Regions from separate parts of the Mus musculus genome. Here region 1 is linked to region 2. Evidence: chromatin loops called from intact Hi-C (ENCODE). Cell type or tissue: heart. All regions are shown on one strand. Links, peaks and the distances in the headings refer to the core of each region. The heading gives the core; the rest is flanking DNA. Region 1 overlaps Lpcat2 (lysophosphatidylcholine acyltransferase 2). Region 2 overlaps Slc6a2 (solute carrier family 6 (neurotransmitter transporter, noradrenalin), member 2).

Evidence for each region. Hi-C counts contacts between places; a loop is a spot of excess contacts. Peaks named below come from ENCODE experiments on the same cell type or tissue, not always from the same donor. Only the 100,000 strongest peaks of a DNase experiment are listed, where the experiment ranks them.
Region 1: it touches region 2 in a loop (3-fold over the local background); 15 of 42 quality-filtered maps call a loop at or near these places.

Annotation. Positions count from the first base shown.
Region 1 is chr8:92,891,919-92,899,918 of GRCm38, forward strand. All of the region lies in intron 11 of Lpcat2 (lysophosphatidylcholine acyltransferase 2), which reads left to right. Among named protein-coding and RNA genes, the nearest start is that of Capns2, 5.5 kb to the right of the region's middle. In heart, for the core only: no CTCF peak of the experiment used is centred there; a DNase peak (open chromatin) is centred at 4,873.
Region 2 is chr8:92,991,544-93,007,480 of GRCm38, forward strand. Slc6a2 (solute carrier family 6 (neurotransmitter transporter, noradrenalin), member 2) reads left to right here. Exons shown (of 14, transcript NM_009209.3): 8 at 1,263-1,375; 9 at 2,474-2,602; 10 at 3,091-3,190; 11 at 4,073-4,173; 12 at 4,424-4,591; 13 at 5,471-5,542; 14 at 6,083-10,124. The coding sequence ends at 6,106. Among named protein-coding and RNA genes, the nearest start is that of Slc6a2, 38 kb to the left of the region's middle. In heart, for the core only: CTCF peaks have their summits at 5,520 (motif pointing left) and 7,326 (motif pointing left); no DNase peak of the experiment used is centred there; H3K27me3 peaks cover 383 bases.

The DNA.
Region 1 (8,000 bases), core at 1-8,000, 100 kb before region 2:
GATGACAGAAAGAGCAAGCCTCCGGACCCCTAACTCTTTCTTCTCCCCATTTCTCCAGCAAGGTCATCGTCCTACTGGTTTTTTTTGTGATCTTGTAGAATTAACTAGTCTTTAAGGTGATACAGGTCAGTAACCAATCTTGTTCTGTAGGAAGTCCCTATGTGTTGTGTCTGGCCAGCAGATCACAGGTCTGGGTTCTAGCCTGGAAAGGCATTTTGGAAACCTGGAAGAGAAGAGGGGCTAGGCTGTGGGAGATAAGGACAGAACCAAGGCAAGGCTCTCTGCTCAAGGTTTAATTTTAATGTCAGCAAACATGCTTTATAAAGAAAAGGGGAGGCCTGTCCCTGGCCAGCAAAGTTCCTTTGAAGTAGATAGGTCAGCCTTTTAGTGGGAACTCTCGAAGATTGCAGTTCGATGTTAACTCCGGAAGATTCTTGGAAGAGAACCAGTTCAGCCTCTGGCAGGTTGAGCCTCAGGCAGGTAGTGGCACATCAAAGGAGCAGCACAGCAGGTGGTCACAGCCAGCCTTGCTAGGCTGGAAGGAGGTAACACCTATGCATCTCTTCTGGGCTTGCTACATCATTCAAATAGCCTGCCCTCTTACATGAAACAGCAGATTAATGTCATGGTGTGCTTAAAGCACAATGGTGATTTATGGTGAGGAAGAAAGTTTATTAGATACAACTATGCAAATTGGTAAATTAGAGGTGTTTTTTACTTCATAAGCGCTGCTGTTTGCTTTTTTTTTTAAACTTACTCTTCTCTCAACAATGTGGGTCTATCTGCAGCCTCTTGTTCCCCCAACTCTCCCCTCACTCTCCTCTCCCCAAGATCATCTCCTCCTCCTCCTCCTCCTCTTCCTCTTCCTCCTCCCTTTCTGTTAAAAAACCAATAGGCCTCCCAGCGATATCAACTGAACACAGTCTAATAGGATACAAAAAGGCTAGGTACAAACCCTCATATCAAGGCTGGATGAAGCAACCCAGAAGGAGGGAATGGATCAGGAGAATAAGCAAAAGAGTCAGAGACACCCAGTCTCCCACTATTGGGAGTCCCACAAAACCCCAAACTTAACAGCCACTACATGTATGCAGGGACCTAGCGCAGACTCCATGGTTGCTGCTTCAGTCTCTGTGAGTCTCTGTGAGCCTTGCTTAGTTGATTCTATGGGCCACAGTTTCCTGCTGTCCTTGACCCCTCCAGTTCCCACAGTCCTTCTTCCCTCTCTTCTGTGCGGTTCCCCAAGCCACTTAAATGTTTGGGTGTGGGTCTCTGCATCTGTCCTCATCAGCATAGTAGAATATTGCTAGGAATTATTTCATAGACGTGTGTGTGTGTGTGTGTGTGTGTGTGTGTGTGTATGTATGTATGTCTTTGGGGTTTGGTCTCCCTCTTGTGGCATAGGCCTCATGTTAGACCAGTCATTGGTTGGCCTCTCTCATAAGCATTGAGCCTCTGTGACATTTCTATAGCAACTTTCTTACGCTGACTCTCCAAGCCCATACAAGTGGTTTCAGGTAAAGCTTCCCTAGTCGACATGCTGACAGGAAGGGCTATGGCAGCATCGAGATCCAAACAAGGAAAGGAGATGAGGAAACAGGAAGGAGGTGAAACTGGGACAAATGGGGGCCATTGTAGCACACCTTTAACATCCTCAGGATCTCCTCTTCAGCGTTAAGTAGTATTTGTAGAGCATACCCTGTATTTCAGGTGTCAAATGACCATAGCTGGCAGTTTCAGGAATATTCCAGCTTCTGCTTGGTGTTGCCTGCCAACAGTGGCATTTCTATGTCACATTTAAATACAGGAAGCTTCAGGAGTGAGGAAGGGAGCTAAAAGCAGGGATTATAGTAATCACCAGTCAGACAGATTGAGTTACCCTGACTTTGAGGGAAGGCAGTTGGCTCTAGGCACAGTGATGACAGTGAGAACAGGAGCCCATTTTACCAACCACCTTTCTCCATGGACTGTTTCAATAGGTTTTGCATTTATTTATTTATTTCTGTTTTATAAGAATTGGCATTGGTTTCCTTCTGTGGTGTGGAATACACAGTGTCACTATTGCAAGCATGATGTCTTCCTCCTTGGTTCCTTAAGCAGTGTATGTGTTTGATTTGACCCTGCCTGTTCATGGATTCTGCCTGTGTGCTTGTATTGTTTACCCTGACCGAGCAGGGTAACGTGATAGTTTCCTGGTTAGCCTACCTGCCTCTGCTTTGTGGAACATTCCCACCCTCCTTCTTGCAGGCTCTCTTGGTGCTGCAGGCACTAATTTCTGATCTGCTCTTACTGATTTGAGGTCTTACTTTTAGACAATAAAGTTAATTATACATAAAAACTCATTAAGATATGAGTGGTTTTGGAAATCTATTTGTAAAACTGAAATGTCCATGACACAATTTAGAAAAAAAAAACTAATTCAAGATGTCAGTTTACATAGGATGATCTCAATTCTATATTAAACATGAAAAGAGCCGGGCAGTGGTGGCACACGCCTTTAATTCTAGTACTCAGGAGGCAGAGGCAGGCGGATTTCTGAGTTCGAGGCCAGCCTGGTCTACAGAGTGAGTTCCAGAGGAGAGGAGAGGAAAGGAGAGGAGAGGAGAGGAGAGGAGAGGAGAGGAGAGGAGAGGAGAGGAGAGGAGAGGAGAGGAGAGGAGAGGAGAGGAGAGGAGAGGAGAGGAGAGGAGAGGAGAGGAGAGGAAAAAGAAAATTATGGCAGGCCCCATAATTTGAGCCACATACAGATTGAAATGGACATGATGAAACGTCCACGTAGTGATGGGCTGCATAGCTTCAGGCTCATGCACAATGATGCTACGAGAAGGGGACTTTTAAATTTCTATTCCCTAAAAATAATATGGAGAAGAGTTTTCCTATACAGAAGCCTTGAAAGAAGAGACAGAGACATGAAAGGCTGGGCCAGGGTGCATCTGGTAGATGGTGTGTACAGAGGGAGCTACAGACTAAATCGGGAATAGCACGGGGGCAGCTGTCTCGATCCTGGAGCTGGGGAAGGAATTCATAGAAACATATTTCACTCCTCTTTCCAGCTATACATGTTTCTTCCCTGTCCTTGGCCTTCCATATAGACCAGGAGCCGGTCTTCTGCCTGCCACGTATTAGAAAAGAAAATAGTGTAGAGAATTAATGGTGAATGTACCAAATAGCCTCTGTCTGTCTGTCCGTCTGCCCTCCCTCATCTGTCTCCGTGCTACTCCTGTGTTTTTCATACAGTTACATGTCTGTACCTGTGAAGATTCTCTTTGCTAAGCGCTGAGTTATGTGATTGCCGCCACACCTTGCGCACACACTGACGTGCACGTGCCAGGCCTGTTTCCTCAGTCTCCTGAGAGGACTGGGCTGGGGCTGTTTGATAGGAGAACAAGGAGATGGAGTAATTTCAGGTCTATTGCTCTCAGGAGCTACTGGAGTAATTTCACTGCTTAGTGGGGGCTGGGTGTAAGTCCCATGCATTTGTTAGGATTTAAGAGATGGAGAACCCTGACTCTATTGTTTTACTCTTTCCTCCCCCATTACATTCTTAGCTAATCTACCAAAGCTGCATAATTATTTCTACCAATTTGTCCTAAAAATGCTATTACTTGTGTGCTCAGTTCGATACTCAGAAATTTGATTGCAGACAACATAAAGGTTCCAAATGTGACAAAAGCCATTGTTTCCTAGTTTGGAGTAATTTCCTTTGGCCAAATCCTGCCTGTGTGAGAGACAAAAGCAAAACACTCTTTTTTGTCTTTGGGTTTAATTTCGCTTGTTTACACTTACAAATATTTACTGAATCCCTCATATCAAAGACTAAGTGGGAAATGTGTTGAATGCTCAGATAAGTCAGAGACAATGGTTTAGAACAAAGGCCTCTCTATATTTTATAGTAATAATTCAAATTAAGTGCTAAATTATTTGCCAGCACATTTGAAGGAACTTTAGTGAAATCAAGAAATAATGCCACCTAAATTGGGAGCAGTTATAGGGCAGACATTTCTATAGAGAACAGTGTCTTGCCAGGACCATAGCAGCAGTGCTAACTTCACCCTTTACAAACCCCTCTTATTGATCTCCTCGTAGAGTTTAAATTCCTTCCTTCCTTCCTTCCTTCCTTCCTTCCTTCCTTCCTTCCTTCCTTCCTTCCTCTCTCCCCTCACCTCCTCCCTCTCTGTCTTCCTCTCTGCCTCCTTGCCTCCCTCCCTCCCTCCCTCCCTCCCTCCCTCCTCCCCTCCTCCCCTTCTTCCTTTCCTTTATATATGTAAGGATGTTTTGCTTACATGTACTTCCTTGTCTCACTTTTATGTCGCATGCACCCAGAGGCCAGAAGAGGGCATCAGATCCCCTAGAGCAAGAGCTATGAGCCACCTTGAGGGTGCTAGGAATTAAACCAGGATCCTCTAGAAGAGCAGCCAGTGCTCTTAACCTCTGAGCCTTCTCTCCAGTCCTCCTCCCCTAGTGCAAGGTCTATCAACCATCTTCACAGACAAGGGAAAGAATGAGAGCTTGATTTCTAGTTCCTTGGGTATAGTCTGACATGAACTCAGACTCTAATTAACCAATACTGTTCTCCTCACAGACCATTGACTCTAGTAAGTTTTCGATGGTTACTATTTTCCTTCTGTAAAATATATTGTCAGGTGTCATATTCTACTTCTGCTGTTTAGTACTGAGATCTTCTGGCAGCAGCATGCTCGTTGCTTAAGTCTTACACAGGAAGGGATTGTGTCTACTTGTGAACTCTGGCAACCCGGTCTTTCTGGCTATTGTAAAGTTCTGTAGATCTTTTTTATTATTGTTTTATTCTGTGGAATGAATGTGTTTCTTTATCCCAAGCTCTTCCCGTCTGTCCTGTTCTTCGTAGGAGTCCAAGTATAAGTCTTGAGTGCCAATAATAACAAACATTCTGGCTCGCCTCTGGCTGTTAGAGGCAAGGTGCTGTCATACAGAGATCTCACTCCTTATGAAAGTTAGAACACTTAGGCTCCTTAAATGGCTATAGAGAGACAAGGACATTACCATTTTTTTAAATTTCCATGTCACTTTTGAGTCAATAATGTAGCATTTGATAGTTCCTGGGAGAAGACCTCATCTTGATTTCAAGTCCAGCTATCCAGTCTTTGCTCTAGGAAACTCACTTCATAATTTATGTGGCATCGTTAGAAGAAAAGGCTAAAACTTCTGGGTGGGATAGGTGAATTTTTCTACTCAATTTTCTTGAAAGTTCTGCAGTCCTGCATGTCTGAATATTTCTTTCTAGTTCTTAGTCTGACTTAGCTCTCTCATTTCACCTAAAAATATGTATCTAAGCATAAGAATTATATCATTTATCTTCGTAGTTCATGGGTATCTGTGACGTTAGTATCTGAAACAGAAAGGGGCTGCAACAATCCAGACTTCCTCTCTGCAGCACGTGAGAGATTCTGACCTCCCCTGTGTGCAGAGGGACATAAAGAGCAGGCTTTGCAAAGAAAAGATTGTGTTCGACTGATTTCATCCGCACTCTGGAAAGAGGGAGAGTCCAGCATAAGGCATAGTTTGATACAGTTTCCATGGACCCCAGAAAGGCTTTTTTTTTTTATCTCACCCAGCATGGCATTCTGATCAACACATGATTGCCAAATTCAGAATGTCTGTTCCACATCATGTTGCAGGAGCTAAAGCCACACCTGACAGAAAGACTTGACTTTAGATGGCAACTGGCAGACCTCAGTGTAGATCCTGTCCCTCTCTGTGATGTTCAAATCCTACTTAGAGGCATAATGCACCTAGTAGGTTGTAGTCAGAAATGAGGTTGTAGTTTGAAAATGAGGCAACGCATAAGGATAGGGTTAGGGGTAATGATATGTAATATGTCTTTCACATTAGTAGAACCAGGTTCAAGGTAGTGTGTGTGTGTATGTGTGTGTGTATCTTATAATGAGGTGTAGGTACCGATTTTGCTGCTGTCACTGTTAAATACCACATGAAAATCTAAATGGATTCAACTATAGGACCTGATACCTTTGCTATCAAATTAATTTCCCATTCTCTTCATTTTGTGGTAAGTTGCTAACCAAGAGAGGAAGTTCCACCTCATGGCCACAGAGCTGGCTAACTGCACCACAGAGACTAAAAGTGTTGTGTCCTTTTTTGCTGTAAACTGTTCCTGTGGATTTACAAGTTATGTTAATTCACTTGTTTCAAGAACACAAGTCACTGCAGCCTCCCCTCGATTGATTTATGAGATTAGGCAGCCATCACCATCGATGCAGCCTCCCCTCGATTGATTTATGAGATTAGGCAGCCATCACCATCGATGCAGTCTCCCCTCGATTGATTTATGAGATTAGGCAGCCATCACCATCGATGAGTTTTAGCGCACTTCCATCGGCCTCACCTGATTCCTTCTGTCATTCATTGTGTCATCCTTTGTTCCATGCCTTCCCTGCTAGAACCTAGGCTGACATTCATCTGCTTCCTGCCTTTCTGGACATTTCTCATAACTAGGATGTCATGACGCGTACTTCCCTGTGTCTGGCTTTAGTTCACATGCTTTGAGATTTATCCATGGAGTGTGCATCAGTGATTAATTCATTTTGTTTATAGTACTTCTTTATATCAAATATGCATTCAGTTGTTGGTAGATAGTCAAGTTGTTTTTTAATACTTTGTGCAAATAGAACTAATATTGCTAACAGCATTCGTGTATCATTGTTTATCTCTGAAGTTAGTAACTCTCCTCCCAGATTAGGACTGCATTTTCCATTAGGTGTGGCCTGTTCTATCCTTTTCCTGAAGGCTTTGGCAATGGTGCTTCCTTCCAGATAGCAAGTCAGGTTGTTATAAATGCTGTAGTAAGTGACCATAGAGGATTAAATGGTCCAGTGAAGAAAAGACTTACACATCTAATAACAGCATTTTATTCTATCGTGATTTTTAATAAACTGTTAGCCAGATATCCTTTCTTTACAGTAAGAAATGAGAGGAATTTAAAATGTAGCAAATAACAAAACAATGTATCAGTTGAGGTAGATTGTATATGATACTAGCTGCTATTGCTATCAAGTTAATATATAGCAGTCAAAAAAAATCTAGAAATATGGCTCAATGGTTAAGAACACTAGCTGCTCTTCCAGATACCCAGAATCTACAGGGTAGCAGGCAACTATAACTTCAGTGCCAGGAGATCTGATGTCCATTTCTGGTCTCCATGGACTCTGCCTGCATGCGGTACAAAGACATACACACCGATAAAACACTCACACACATAAAATAAAATAAAAATAATTTTTTAAAAAAGTCATAAAAAACAAAGCCCATTTCCATTAAAGCCCCTTTCTCTTAAAGAGGCTTCTGTGAATGGATTTAAGTCCATGTTTGACACGATGAGCCCCGTGAACCCCTTAAAGAGAAGGTAGTCTGTTTGAGGTATTTTTCCTTACACAGCTAAGGACTATGCTGAGTCTTTTTGGTGTTCATAGAAGCAGTTTCATTGTGCCCATGAGAAATAAGGCCAATTATTGGGTATGACTAAGAGAGACAGGACATTGAGGGCATCGTTTCCATGATCAAATAAATAAATAGTTGGTTGGGCATGGCAGCATATACCTGCAATCCCAGCTTTCCAGAGCTGAGGCAAGAGCATTGCAATTGCTAGGACCTCTTGGGCTATGTGGTAATCGTCAGCTGTGAGGGAGAGCTTGGCAGTCTCTAGCTACCATTCTCTTCTTGACAGCCAGTCCGTTGGTTGCTGTGGAACTGTACATTCCCATGGTGATCTCACCTCTGTTCTCCTTTGAGCTATGGGTGGCTTTGTAGGAACCCAGAGGGCGGACCCTGTTACACAGCAGCTCAGAATCCCTTCCAGTCCGATTGTGATTCATTGCTGTCTCAGCAGTTTCACTCCTCTGAACAGACTCTCATCGCACTGCGCTGTTTGCTGCATCTTAAGCACCCAGCATCCCCTGGCTGCCCCGTGCTTCTACTGCGCTATCCTTGTGTATCATCTTACACTT
Region 2 (15,937 bases), core at 4,103-12,102:
GAAGTCTGGCTATGGAGGTTTCTGGACCCCATCTGTTGGACTTTCCCTTGAGGCCATCATCCTGGCAATTTTAGCTAGATTAAACCTCTGAAAGTCCAGATCGTGAAGACTTGTTATCAGTTAGACTTCTGGTGTAGGTCATATCTGTTTATCTTACTATAGAGAAGTAGTAGAAATGTCTGGGTGTCCAAAGAGTCATGCTTAGAGGGACAGCCCTGATTTATAGCAACCTACTTCCTAAGAGCCCGCTTAACCCTCAGAGAGTAGGAACTCCCCCAAAAAAGAGGGTTAATCTCACTAGCATCTAATTAACTCTTTAAGGTCCTCAACCTTCTTCACATCACTATTTTGGGGAGCAAGCCTGAGCATGAATTTTAGTGGGGACAAACAATGTTCAATATATACCAGCATACTTCCTTCCACTTAGTTCTCACAAAGCTACAAGGCAGGGGTTAACAGATTCTCTTTAAAGATGAGGGATTGGGGATTTAAGCTAAATATGGGCTAGTGAGAGGTGATTTTAGCATTTGGCCCCAGTCAGCCTGATTCTGCAACCTCTGTTCTTCTCTATGGCCTTCTGTGTTCTTAAGGCCATAAGGAAGATGAGACTCAGGGAAGGGCAGCCTTTAATGGATCCTGAGGATCGTGAATTTCTGAGAACCAGAGTAGAATCCCACAAAGTAGAAGGCAGGTTGGCCAAACATGACTTAGAGCTGTTCAGGCAAGGTGCTGCTCTCTCTGCTGCTTGTTTGATACACAGATTGTGTTCATTTGCTTTGTATTACTCTTAACAAAATACCCAAGATAATTGATATATGAAATAACAGAGTTACTCACAATGTCTAATTAACGCTCTTGCTTTGGAGCCTATGGTGGGACCATGTGACAGAGCAATCTGTTCACCTAATGACCAAGGTGTAAAGCAGAGAGAGGGAAAAGGAACTTGGGTCCTAGGATCTCCCTAAAGGGTGCATCCTCAAAGAATGGAAGACTACATTGGGTTTCATCTCTTGAAGTTTGAACCACTACACAATTGCACCAGTTGGAGATCAAGTCTTTGACACAGGGCAGCTTGGGAAACAGAGATCCAGACAATAGCACACTGAATTGTATCTCCATCACTCATTCCAAGATTCCAAGTCTGTGCTGCTGCTGCCTACACATGCCTGACCAAATGTCCTGAGGCTGGGGTAGAGTTCCTTGCTCTGTTCAGCCTTTACTGAGCATGCCAGCCGCTGATCAGGCCCTAATATTTCTTACAGGAGCTGGGCTTGTGTTTATCCTGTATCCAGAAGCCATCTCTACTCTGTCAGGATCCACGTTCTGGGCCGTCCTGTTCTTCTTGATGCTCCTGGCTCTGGGGCTAGATAGTTCAGTAAGTGAACCTTCTCAGAACACCTTTCTCCACCCCTGCAACCCACTCCAGCACTCAGCCTGTAGGGCTGCTGCTGTCTGGTATCTGTTTCCAAGGGCACTATTTTAATCCAAACAATGAAGTGAGTCTCCCTCCCAAATGATAGCCTAGATCAAAGCCAGAACCTACGGGAACTCCAAATTGTACTGGGCCTCTGACACGCCAGCCTAGCACTCTGCCTTTGCAGATGGGGAGCCAGACTTCAGAAAGGACATGAATAGAACATTCTGTGACACAGCACTTTCCCATTCTTTAAATTTTATTACTGACAACCAACTCAAACATTTTGGACCCTGTTTTGTTACTAGATCCCTGTTTTTTATCATCATCATCATCATTATTATTACTATTTAGTCATATGCAAAGTTAAATTCCTGACATCCTTTTATATCTGTTTCCACCCTTCATTCTTAAATGATGTAGGGAGGAGCTAGCCAATGGATCTTACTGTCTTTGAATTTTGTTTGGTGGCTCTGCCAGAGCACTGTGTTGGAAAGGGGTCTGAGACTGATTCTAGATCTCAGGATAGAGTACTGATGTTGATTAACAATGTCTTCCAAAGACAGGGAGAGGAGCAAGGGACATGTGTGATTATTGTCTGTCACAACAGCGGTTCGTAAGGAATAGACTCCAAGAGTCTGTATTTAAAGTAACCACTTTGCTTGGGGATACTTGCTTCCAAGGCAACAAGGAACCCTTGTCATCTACTGTGGGATAAAGTTCCCACTTTGAAGAAGTTCTTTGGTTGATGTTTCCAGAAAGCCCCATTTGCATGGAGGTGTATCATTTGGGAACTATATCCCTTACTTTCTATTTTTCATCAGTACCCACTCAGGCTGAGCTAGTCAGGGGTCAGGGACTTGCTGCTGAGTCAGGAAAGAGTTAGCTCTTCACCATCCTTTATAACTTGAGCTTGGTTGAGTTTGGGGTAGAAAAAAGGGGAAAGATGCTTGGGAGGAAGGCAGGGTCTGTTATTTTCCGGAAAGCCTTATGTAACTGAAGTTATACTGAACCACAAGGGCCCCTTCATCCCCACCCCACCTTCCTGGTTCTCTATAGATGGGAGGCATGGAAGCAGTCATCACTGGACTGGCTGATGACTTCCAGGTCCTGAAGCGACACCGGAAACTCTTCACGTGTGTTGTCACCATCAGCACCTTCCTTCTGGCATTGTTTTGCATAACAAAGGTGAGGCTGGACATGAGATACTCATGGGCTTTCGAGGACTGTGTTTCAAAAATCCAGACATTCTCAGCCTTGGTACTGGGGTGGTACTTGGTACTTGGTACTTGGTACTTGGTACTTGGTACTTGGATGAGGCTGAGCACAACGGCTCTGTTAAACACTATGTCGATAAGACAGCAGATCCCGTTGCCTTCTACTACTTCTGGGGCTGATGATCTCCAAGCATCATTATTTACCACTCATTGACTTAGAGCCAGCAGAAGTTCCCTGGAAGCTTATCATACTGTTTATCAAACAAAACACTTCCTGCTAGAAGCTCCTAGAGCCCTCCACTAGAATACAGACACACTGAGCAATACCTTAGCCCTATTATGCATGTTTGTAAACATGACCCTGAGCAGGTGAGAATAGGGATGGGTGGGATTTGGTAGATGTAGTCAGTGACTATTTATAGCCAAGGATGACCTAAGCCCTTTCTCTCTGTGCCTCAGGGAGGGATTTATGTCCTCACTCTGCTGGACACCTTTGCAGCAGGCACCTCCATTCTGTTTGCGGTGCTTATGGAAGCTATTGGAGTTTCCTGGTTTTATGGTAAGTGAGTGTCACAAGTTCTGATCTCTAGGACTCCTGGAGTCTGTTTTATCTGGAGGGGGAAAGGGTTTTTTTCATGTCCAGTGCAGCCATCTGGATGGATCTCCAGAGGTGAGCAGCCTCTATTAAATATAGGTCTGAGTCTCTTGCAATCCTCAGCTCACTGGGCTGTAAGACCTGGGAGACACCCAGTACCAGCATCTGAAGTAGAATCATTAGAGAGCTACAGATCCCCAAACCAGACAGCTTGAACAAACAAAACAGGATGTCCAGCTAAACTTGAACTTCAGGTGAAAAATGAACACATGGTTTTAGATCTATAGGCCCCAAATATTGCATAGAATCTACTGATACTGATTTTTTTTCTATTATGTGTCTGAACTTAAAATTTAAATAGGTATCCTGGATTTTACTTACTAAACTGTCAAATGTGTTCTAACTGCTCATTTCCCCTTGGTTAATCTTATTCTTACTCTTTCTGAAAGAGATCGCAGTGAGAGTGTCTAACGGTCTCTCTTAGATTCTGATTGAGGGTGTCCATGTGCATGAACATATGGACAGACAAACTGTTTACGAAGAAAGCCTAGGCTAGAAGAAAGAGCCAGGCTGGAATCCAGGCACCTGGCTACTCAGTCTGGCCCTCCCTTCTCTGAGCTCTGGCTTCTGTCTTATAAGATAATCACAATGTCACATGCAAGGTGACTCTGTCAGCTCCCTTGTTTGCCATCATCAAAGTGCCTGCCAGGCTTCCTGCATTCCAAGGTGGCAGTCTCCTGCCACCTGCCCTGCACTCTGACAGCTTCTCATGGAATGGCTTCAGGGGGAGGCCCCAGTCCTGCATCTCTGGGCTCCCTGTGACACGCTTGCCCCATGTGCTCACAGGTGTGGACAGGTTCAGCAATGACATCCAGCAGATGATGGGGTTTAAGCCAGGCCTGTACTGGAGGCTGTGTTGGAAGTTCGTGAGCCCCGCCTTCCTCCTGGTGGGTAGGGTGTGGCTGGGGTGCCTGTTGGTAGGGTGGCTGAGTCCAGGTTGGGGGCAGGGTGTGCATACTTATTTCCTAAGGAAGGAGGTGCTGGGGTCTGGAAGCCCTGGTCATGCAGGCCTTAATGGGTGTGGAGGGTGTTCCATCTTAGTGGGAGTCCGGGCAGGTCCCCCAGCTGCTGTTGTGTGGCTCCAGCCTCACTTGCTCCCTGCATCCTTCTTCCCTCTCTGCCCCTCCCTTCCTGCAGTTTGTGGTGGTGGTCAGCATCATCAACTTCAAGCCGCTTACCTATGATGACTACACCTATCCTCCCTGGGCCAACTGGGTCGGGTGGGGCATCGCCCTCTCATCCATGATCCTGGTCCCTGCCTATGTCATCTACAAGTTCCTCAGCATACGCGGCTCCCTGTGGGAGGTGAGCTCTGGGTGGCTGTTGTGGCATGAGGGTGAACATGGCTGTCCTGTCGAGGTAAGACAGAGATAGAGGATACTTTGATTTAGCGCACCTGCCTCATTTGCTGAGAAGACCCACCCCGAGCCTCAGTGTCTACATCTGTAGCCTGAGAATAATACTGTGTAGCTTGGAAGAGAAGAAGACTTGAGTACTAAGTAAAGAACCTGGCCCACAGGAAGTGCTTCCTGCATGCTTCCTGCCATTTCCATGGCTGTTTCTGCTGTTCACATGAGAAGGCAAAGCTCCGCCATGCCTGCCCCCTTTCAATGTGTGAGATGCCTTCAGATATCCCATTTCTCTTTGTATGAGCCCTGCAACCATTTTTCTAATCATCACAATATGATCAGCTTAAACCAGGGGTTTCTGAAATCATAGACATAGACATAGACATAGACATAGACATAGACATAGACATAGACATAGACATAGACATAGACATAGACATAGACATAGACATAGACATAGACATAGGCATAGGCATAGGCATAGGCATAGGCATAGGCATAGGCATAGGCATAGGCATAGGCATAGGCATAGGCATAGGCATAGGCATAGGCAGACATAGACATAGACATAGACATAGACATAGACATAGACATAGACATAGACATAGACATAGACATAGACATAGACATAGACATAGACATAGGCATAGGCATATCATACCCACACACAGCAGAGGTACCTCTTATTCTGACTTAGTATATTATGACACTTATTTGGCTGCACAAACTATTGTTGGTGGCCTTTTCAAATATCCCTACTTTGTAAGGCAAAGACCTCACCCCTGGGCTGCTTTCCCTGGTCTCCTGAGGCTCCCTCCCTTCTCCCTTCTCACAGAGAGTGGCCTACGGAATCACCCCGGAGAATGAGCACCACCTGGTGGCCCAGAGAGACGTGAGACAGTTCCAGGTAGATGCAGAGCTGAACTTGGGTTGTGTGGGACAGGATATGGTGGGTTCTGGTTGGCTGTTCCCTGCTGGGCGCCCCCAAGAGAGGTCACAGGAAAGTCTGGATGGCAGTCACCTTCATTTTAGGGCCGAAGGTGAAGGGGGCAGGAGATGAGACTGCTGTGAGTCCAGCCAGCCTCCTGCTGTTGCTGTCCTGTTTTTCTTGGCATCCTGAGATGCCAAGTGCTGGACTTTTCTTCTGCCTCTGAGTTGTCATGTTAGTGTCACCACGCTAAGCTGAGTATGTTATACCTTGAAGGCATTAATAGCATGTTGCTGGCCCAAGCAGTGACGAGGATACTTGTTGACCTCCTCCTTTTGGGGTGGTTTCTTTGCATCCAGCCTTAGCACCAATTAGGGAAGGTGTTCTGGGGTCTGGGTCAACAAGGTGGCTATTTGTTTTGTCTGCTCTTTGCTTTGTGTGGCCCCAACCAGCTGACCCCTTCCTCTAAGTGCCCACTGACTCTGTCCTCACTGTAGTGGCCTTGCTGTCCTTTTGCAGTTGCGGCACTGGCTGGCTATCTGAACCTGGCAATGTGGAGGAGGAGGAGGAACCCATGTGCCAACGTCCGGGTCCAGGGCACCCTCTTTGCCCCCATTCGGATACCGCCTTGGGATTCCTCTCCTGGAAGACACCTTCCCCGTCGCTCCCGTTTTCTCATTTACTAATGATTCCGTGACGCTGGTTTTGTTCACCTTCTGTTCATCTGGCCTGGAGGCAAGCGAGAGTGGAGAACTGGTGAGCCTCAAGGAAGAGGCTGGAAGGAGGAAGTGGGACGTGAATTCTGGAACTCTGGCTTGAGGGCAGGTTTACTGCATTTGGAGCACACCTCAGCTGAGGTCCACAGCCCGGGCAGAAACCCCTCCCGGATTTGCTTGTACTTCAGATCATAAACAAAATCTTCCATTCACCCAGGCTGAGAGGAGATTGGCTTCTGGTTAGATATCAAAAGCCCAAGCAAAGCCTGACAGGGTCTGTGTGGGGGCCAAGGTGTGCAGGTTACCCCTCTCTTTCCATTTATCCTGTCACCGCTCCAGCATCTGAGCCTCTGTTTGGGAGTGGGGCTTTATTTGCACTGAAAATGCAGCTGGTAGATACTCTGAGTCTGGGGGCAGGGCGTTAGGCAGAAACTCTTACCTAGCTATCTAGTTAATCAAAGGCTGGTTTTGGTATGTTCTAGAATATTACTCTAACTTCTGATGTTTGGAGAGCCCCCAAACCATGATTTTAGGGGAAGAATGTAGCTGCATCACCAGTGAGGGAGTTCCCCAAAGTCAGATCCTTTAGAAAGGTGGTAACCGCTAGACAAATTGTGCCTGCCAAGGCCACCTGCCAGTCTTGTTCTGTCAGACATATGGGTAGTTCCCAAGACCTTCCTAGGGATTGAGACAGGGTCCCTCTAAAGCCAGATATGTATGCCCATCACAGGGATTTCTGTCCTGGGAGGCCAGGTGGGTGTTGTAGGACAACTTGATAGGCTGCCATGGTTCTTTGTGGTCTTCCCCTGGGAACCTCAGCAGACAGGGGTCCTGAGCAGTAGAGTCCATTGGCTCTGAAAATGGCCTGTTTCCTTATTTACTTGACTTGGCACCTTGGAGGGCACGATGGGGCTTACCACAGCCCAGCCCAGCCCAGCCTCTCAAGTCCAGGGATGGTATTCTGACTGGAGGGGACAGTCAGATGGCTTCAGGAAGTTTCTAAGTTTCACATGTGACACAAACTTGCAACTACTGCCCTCTGGTGGTTAGGTTTGGTTCATTGAGGGAAAGAATGGTTTGGTAAATTGATGGCATCTCCTTGAGCTTTATGTTTCTGGTTTGAGTCTCTTACGCCCTTTCTTGAAATCTAGAATCATAGGTTGCCATTGTGATAGTAGGATTCCCTTCCTAGGTTGTGTGTGTGTGTGCGCGCGCGCATGTCTATAAGTGCACATTTGTGTGTGTCTGTGTATGTGTATATATGTTTGTTTATATGTGTGTGTATGTCTGTGTGTGTCCTTGTGTATGTGTGCATGTCTATGTGTGTATGTGTGTGTTGGTGTGCACGTGTGCATGTGTGAGTGTGTGTGTGTGATTGGAGTCATGTAGGAGGCACATGGAGAAACTAGGATGTTCCCATGTCCCATGGAGGCTGTAAAAATAGGCCAGGTGAGGCCAGCTGGGGATGGGGAGATAGTTTACTCTGAGGACCACCAAAATTTCCCCCGAATCAGAGTCCTTGAGTTATTCCTTAGAGGAAATTTTGTCTTTCCATGTAAGAAGGCCATGTCAGCTCAAGGCATCCCGCATTGGCAAATGTCTTGGAGCACTGGGGAAGAGAAAGCTCTTCCACCCCATTTCAAGGTAGGTGCAAGCCAGGACCCTGCTAGCAACAACCTCAACACTTCTCATGAGTAGTAATTCCTTTCTAGTTGTTACCTTTAAAATATTGGCACACACCTTTACTCCCAGCACTTGGGAGGCAGAGGCAGGTGAATTTCTGAGTTCAAGGCCAGCCTGGTCTACAGAGTGAGTTCAAGGACAGCCAGGGCTACACAGAGAAACCCTGTCTCGAAAAAACCAAAACCAAATATATATTGTACTATTTAAACAATCCATGCTTACCCTCCCTGCCTCCAAGCTGCCCCATAGAAAGGAAGACTGCTTCCTGTCTCCCCACTTCCCTGGTGAGAAGATGAGAAATCTCGCTTGGTCAACATCTCATCTCCCTAGGGATCTGGGTGGAGCCTCCATCCTCATCTTGTCGTCACAGTCCAGAGCACCAGGGGACTCCTTGTTTACCCTTCTGTGGGCTGACACCAAACAGAATGCACAGAGTCACACTTAAGGGGGAAGAGTGTTTCTTAGCAGAACAAAGTGTTGGGAGGGGGGCAGAAGGATGTTACTCATCTCCCCACACTGGCTCCCTGAGAGGCATTGTCCTCGCCTTTGATGACAAGTCACCCTTTGAATAGTGGGGCCTGAGAAGCAAGCGTCCACCTGACTGTCTTGAGAGCACATGCTCACAAAACCTGGGTGCCTTGGATCAGCACAGGGCCACCATTTTCTCGTTGCCATCTGAGTGGCCTCTTCACCTGCAGACACTGCTCCCTCCCAGGGGTTGAAGTTGAAAATGTGGTGCTAGCCGAATGAGCCCCAGACTAAAGCAATGGTGCTGCTTTGTGGCAAAGTTGGCTCCTGAGACTGGGACAAAGTGCTTTGTGTTTGTACGCCCAGGTGCTCTAGTGGGGGAGCGGGGAGACACCCAGAAAGCTCCTGGAGGGTCTCACGAAGGTGCTAGGAGGTCACCTGTACCCACCTTTCCACCCACGCTTGCCAGATGGGGGCTACTCTGTCATCATAAGTAATGCTTGCCCTCTGTGTTCTGACTGATTTTTTTATTTTAGTAGTATGGCTCATCCAGGGCCAGCATTCTCCCAAGTACCGAATGTGACACTCGACGCTTTTGATAATTAATCTGATTTTTAGAGAATTGTTTTCTATGATATGTGAGACCTTTGTTTAAGACTTTAGCATTACTTAGTCTCTGCCTGCCAGTCTCCATTCTAGAGTCAAGTGAGACAGGAGAGAAAGTGGATACTAACTCACTGCAGATATCCTACACAACAAAGGTCCCAAAACTGCCTTAATTCCTGCCCAGGTGGAAGCCAGTCCCCTGCTGCACAGTCATCCAGTCTAGGTTTTCTAGATTTGGTAATGTAAGATTGACACGTTCTTACCAAAGAAATCATTTCTACCCCATTAAGCTCACTCACTTCATGTGTTTATTTCTTTTGAAAACTATGGTGAGGAAGTGATCAGAGTCAGTGTCTGGTGTAGTGGAAGCAGCTCGGCATTTAGAGTTGATTAGCAGTGGCTCTGCAGCCAATTAGCTATATCTTGAGAGAGGAACTTTATATCTTTAGATTTTGGGAGGGGGGCACATCTCTATAAAACAGAGATTTGATCATGTCATCAAAGGACACATCCTATTGAAAACATAAACCAGAATAAAGTATAATAACATCCTTGTGCTAAAGTCACAATGAAGAAAGCAGATCAGCTCAGAAGCTTCCAGAAGTGACCCCATAACTGACCATCTATTGGGCTTAGAAATAGAGGTTTCTGCCTGCAGAGCTTTGATATTCCTGTAATGTCCAGTAGATCCTCTTTTTCAGAGTTTTCTTTTCATCTCATGCCAGAAAGCCTTGATGTTTGAGAAGAAGTCAAGTCTAGCCCAGTCGATTTGATGCTTGGGTAGCATTGAGAAGGCAGAGGGTATCGCTCTGCCCTGTGTTTGCTGGCCTGGGCACCCACAGCTCTGCCCACAGGCAGGGTCCCTGGCCCTGGTTGGTGAATGTGAAGTCAGGGGCACCTGTCCTTGCTCTACTGTCTCTACGTCTGTGTAAATAGGATTGTTTCATTCACATCTTCTCCGTGTCACGGACCGTCCAAGTATCGTGCGGATCTCTGCGTCTGCTTTGGATTTATTTTGAAAGTTCTCTTTGTGGAAAAAAAAACAAATAAATGTACAGTCTAATAAAGGATATTTCCTGTGCCGTGTATTGGGTTGTACAGTTCTGAGTGCTTTTTTCACGAATGTAAGAGCTGTGAGTTACACAAAGCAAGTGCCCCTGTCTCTGATGGGTCACTGACTGGCAAAGAACAGATTTTGATCACAGTAACCCACCTTTCACCCAAAGGGCTGCTTTGAGACGCCAAGAAAGAGATGGGAGACAGAGGAGATTGAGAATGTGATGATAACTCAAGGGTTGGCAGTCCTCTCCACTCCCCTCCTCACCCTTCCCCTCTCCTCTCCCCTACCCTCTCCCCTCCTCTGCCCTCCCCTTTCTCTCCCCTCCTTCTCTTCTCCTTCCTTCTCCTCTCCTCTCCTCTCCTCTCCTCTCCTCTCCTCTCCTCTCCTCTCCTCTCCTCTCCTCTCCTCTCCCCTCCCCTCCTCTCCTCTCCTCTCCTCAACCCTCCCCTCCCCTCCCCTCCCCTCCCCTCCCCTCCCCTCCCCTCTCCTCTCCTCTCCTCCCCTCCCCTCCCCTCCCCTCCCCTCCTATCCTTTTCTCCTCTTCCCTCTCCTCTCCTTTCTGCTCCTCTCCCCTCCCATCTTCTCTCCTCTCCTCTCCCCTCCCCTCCTCTCCCCTCCCCTCCCCTCCCCTCCTCTACCATCCTCCCTGTTTTGTTCCTTTCCTCCTGATTTGTACTCTGTTCTTCTCTGGTACTTGGAATCAAACCCAGGCCCTCAAACCCAGGCCCTCAAGTGTGCTGAGCACACGTTCCGCTCCCCCCCCCGTCCCCTGCTGAGCTATGCCCTTGGCTCCCACACATTTTTGTTTAAATACAAAGTGAACGTCATGGGACAACATGTCTGCTGTCTAATTTTGTTTTGGTTTGTCATTCCTAGGCCTGGCTTTCAAAGACATCAGAATCTCTGCTGGATTGAATTGGATGCACAATTTAGTGTAGATTTTTTTGTGGGCACACTTAGGCCCTTGGAGCTCATGGTTGGCTCTGCTTGAGTGAAGTTGTGAGGTCAATATAGGTTTTTGTCTTCTTTAATTTTTTCCTCACACAATATATCCAGATTACAGTTTCCCCTCCCTGTTCCCTCATGTTCTCTCATCTGGATCTACCCTCTGCCTGTCTCTATGGGATAATAATAAAATATAGCATAATAATATAGAACAAGAACGAACACTGGGAATGAACAAAACAATCAAACATAAGGAAGAGAGACCAAGAGCAAGCACAAGAAGCAGATACAGGCCCAGAGCCTCACTCATCCATGAACTTAGGTAAACACACTGACCTGGAGCCCATAATGTATACACAAAGGACTGTAGGGTGAAAGAAGAGGAAACATGACTAAAATATAAAACATCCCTGGCACGACATTGTGAGATCTCCAGTGCTGTTTTCTGTTGGCCTTCTACTGCTGGGCACACAGCCTACTTTTAAGATAGCTGGGCAGTGATGATGCATGCCTTTAATCCTGGCACTTGGGAGGCAGAGGCAGGCAGATTTCTGAGTACGAGGCCAGCCTGGTCTACAGAGTGAGTTCCAGGACAGCCAGGGCTACACAGAGAAACTCTGTCTTGAAACAAACAAACAAACAAACAAACAAACAAACAAACAAGAATGGTTTAGTTCCCCAGTTAGACTTCACTGGAGAAAACCAGCTTATCATTTGCAGATAGTTATCAGTTGCAGAGAGCATATGGGTTAGGGATAGGCCATGAGTTCCCTTCTCCTTTCAGCTCTAGCACACCATCTGGTGCAGGCCCTGTGCAGGATGAAGTTATCTGATGATGAAAGAGCAAGGAGAGATCTATGAGTATAGCAGAATGTCATTAGGAGTCATTTTGCTGCTCTTTTTTGAGCTATCTCAGGTTCTTGGTCACCAAGCAGGGTCAGATATGGGTTCTAGCTCATGGAATTGGCCTTCAGTCAAATCAGATATTGGTTGGCTAATCCCACAGTGGTGGAGTACCTCCATTGTAATAGTAGATCTTGTAGGCAGAAGACCATTGTAGATCAAAGGTTTTGTGGCAGGCTTGGTGTTTGTTTCACCTTTGGTAGTGTGCAGAGATCTTGATCAACCCAATGACTTATTGCAATGAACATTTGCAAGTGAAGATGTGTGAACAGAGGGATACAGTGTGGGACACTCTGACACACTACAGCTTCCATGATGAGATGTTTTCTATTGTTTGTGTGTGTTTAGTCATGTGTGTTTTATTTTGTGGGGGAGGTTGCTAGGGAGAGAGGCGGATATGAAAGGATGGGAGATGAGCAGGACTGGGTTACATGATGTGAAACCCACAAGAATCAATAAAAAATTAAAAGGAGGAGGAAGAGGAAGAGGAGGAAGAGGAGGAAGAAGAGGAGGAGGAGGAAAAGGAAGAGGAGGTTACATAGTTCCACCATAAATAGTGGGGCAGGGCAAACATTTCCATCCCCAAAGGACAGGATGTGGGTTTCAGATGCTGGGCATCCCAGTCCCCATGATTTAACCAGTTGGTGCTCACATAGCCTCTTTTGGACTGACTCTGCTGAATGCCCTTCTTCTTCTTCTTCTTCTTCTTCTTCTTCTTCTTCTTCTTCTTCTTCTTCTTCTTCTTCTTCTTCTTCTTCTTCTTCTTCTTCTTCTTCTTCTTCTTCCTCTTTAGATTTTTTATTAGATATTTTCTTTATTTACATTTCAAATGTTATACCCTTTCTTGGTTTCCCCTCCAAAAATCTCCTATCCTCTCACCCCTCCCCCTGCTCCCCAATCAACCCACTCCTGCTTCTTGGCCCTGGCATTCCCTTATACTGGGGCATAGAACTTCACAGGACCAAGGGCCTCTCCTCCCATTGATGACCAACTAGGCCATCTCTGCTACATATGCAGCTAGAGCCATGAGTTCCACCATGTCTTTTCTTTGATTGGTGGTTTAGTCCCAGGGAGCTTGGGGGTACTGGTTAGTTCAGATTGTTGTTCCTCCTATGGGGCTGCAAACTCCTTCAGCTCCTTGGGTACTTTCTCTAGCTCTAGCCTGTTTCGTGACAAATTATATGGTCAGTTTTGGAGAAGGTACCATGAGGTGCTGAGAAGAAGGTAGGATATACAAGAGGATATTTTGTTTTAGGATAAAATGTTCTATAGATATCTTTTAAATCCATTTGTTTCATAACTTCTGTTAGTTTCACTGTCTCTGTTTAGTTTCTCTTTCCATTGATGAGAGTGGGGTATTGAAGTCTCCCACTATTATTTTGTGTGGTGCAATGTATGCTTTGAGCTTTACTAAAGTTTCTCTAATGAATGTGGGTGCCCTTACATTTGGAGCATAGATATTTAGAATTGAGAATTCATCTTGGTAGATTTTTACCTTTGATGAGTATGAAGTGTTCCTCCTTGTCTTTTTTGATAACTTTAGGTTGAAAGTCGATTTTATTCGATATTATAACGGCTACTCTAGCTTGTTTCTTGGGACCATTTGCTTGGAAAATTGTTTTCTAGCCTTTTACTCTGAGGAAGGGTCTGTCGTTGTCCCTGAGGTGGGTTTCCTGTATGCAGCAAAATGTTGGGTCCTGTTGTATGTATGTAGCCAGTCTGTTAGTCTATGTCTTTTTATTGGGGAATTGAGTCCATTTTTTTTTGTTGTTGTTGTCTTGTGTTTTTGTTTTTGTTTTTGTTTTTGTTTTTTTTGAGACAGGGTTTCTCTGTATAGCCCTGGCTGTCCTGGAACTCATTTTGTAGACCAGGCTGGTCTCAAACTCAGAAATCTGCCTGCCTCTGCCTCCCAAGTGCTGGGATTAAAGGCATGTGCCACCACTGCCCGGCTTCTTTTAAGTTTTTTGAAAGATTACTTTATTGCTTTTACTAGGTGTAGTTTCCCTCCTTGTGTTGGAGTTTTCCCTCTATTATACTTTGAAGTATTGGATTCATGGAAAGATATTGTGTAAATTTGGTTCTGTCTTGGAATACTTCGGTTTCTCCATCTATGGAGAGTAATTGAGAGTTTTGCTGGGTATAGTAGCCTGGGCTGGCACTTGTGTTCTCTTAGGGTCTGTATGACATCTGTCCAGGATCTTCTGACTTTCATAGTCTCTGGTGAGAAGTCTGGTGCAATTCTAATAGGTCTGCCTTTATATGTTACTTGACCAATTTCCCTTACTGCTTTTAGAATTCTGTCTTTGTTTAGTGCATTTAGTGTTCTGATTATTATGTGATAGGAGGAATTTCTTTTCTGGTCCAGTCTATTTGGAGTTCTGTAGGCTTCTTGTATATTCATGGGCATCTCTTTCTTTAGGTTAGGGAAGTTTACTTCTATAATTTTGTTGAAGATATTTACTGGCCTTTTAAGTTGAAAATCTTCATTCTCATCTATACCTATTATCCTTAGGTTTGGTCTTCTCATTGTGTCCTGGATTTCCTGGATGTTTTGAGTTAGGATCTTTTTTGAATTTTGCATTTTCTTTGATTGTTGTGTCCATGTTTTCTATGGAATCTTCTGCACCTGAGATTCTCTCTTCCATCTCTTGTATTCTGTTGGTGATACTCGCATCTATGGTTCTTGATTTCTTTTCTAGGATTTCTACCTCCAGAGTTGTCTCCCTTTGTGATTTCTTTATTGTTTCTACTTCCATTTTTAGATCCTTGATGGTTTTGTTCAATTCCATTACCTGTTTGGTTGCGTTTTCCTGTAATTCTTTAAGGGATTTGTGTATTTCCTCTTCAAGGACTTCTACCTGTTTAGCTGTGCTCTCCTGTGTTTCTTTAAGGGAGTTATTTATGTCCTTAAAATCCTTTACCAGCATCATGAGATATGATTTTAAATCCGAATGTTACTTTTCTGGTGTGTTGGGGGTATCCAGGACTTGCTGTGGTGGGAGTACTGAGTTCTGATGATGCCAAGTAGTCTTGGTTTCTGTTGGTAAGATTCTTGCGTTTGCCTTTCACCATCTGGTAATCTCTGGTGCTAGATGTTCTTGTTGTGTCTGGCTGAAGCTTGTTCCTCCTGTGAGTCTGTAAGCCTGGGAGACCAGCTCTCTCCTGGCAAGTTCAGTGCACAGAGGGTTGTGGAACAGCCCCACCTCCTGGCTACAGATATAGGCCTGTAGAACCCTGTCCCAGCTGTTCTGCTGCTTCTGTGGCCTGTGCTCTCCTGAGTGGACCCGCCTTAGAGAGAAAATTGACTATGATTTTCTTAGGTCACTTCTAGCATTGTCAGAAGAAGCCTGAAGGCATCAGTTGTGTTTCTTAAAATTAATTACATCATCCTCTTTACATACAGGCTTCCACAAACTCTTTGGGCATAGAACAGATATAGACAAGCCCGTTGTAAGAATGCAGCATGAGTGGATTCTACTTCAGTTCCTGACAGCATCTCATTTCCATCTGAAACTCCACAGTCCTTGATGTCTGTGTTCTTGTCAGTGTTCTGGTCCAGCAGCCTCAGCCACCATGCTCTGCTTACTGCTTTTCAAATCTTGTCTAGCTACATTGTCCAATCTCTTCCAAATTCCTTCTACATCTCCAAAAAATCTGTACCACAGTCAGGGCGTCAACTGTAGTCATGGCAACAAGCCCTGTATCTGGTATCAGTTCTGTGGTAGTAAGCATCCTGGCACTATAACAGAATACCCAACAAAAGCAACGCCAAGGAGGAAAGGTCTATTTGCTGTATAGTTTCAGTCAATGGCCATTGTTTTTAGGCCAATGGAAATGCTGGTGTATCATTGAGGTGGGAAGGCATAACAGGGGCAGGGGGACCTGCTTGGTGAGACAGCTATGAAGCAAGGAGAGATAGAAGGGATGTCAGAACAAGAGGCAGCAGGAAGCATCTCCCTAGTGATCCTCATCTTTACACTGGGCTCCACCTCC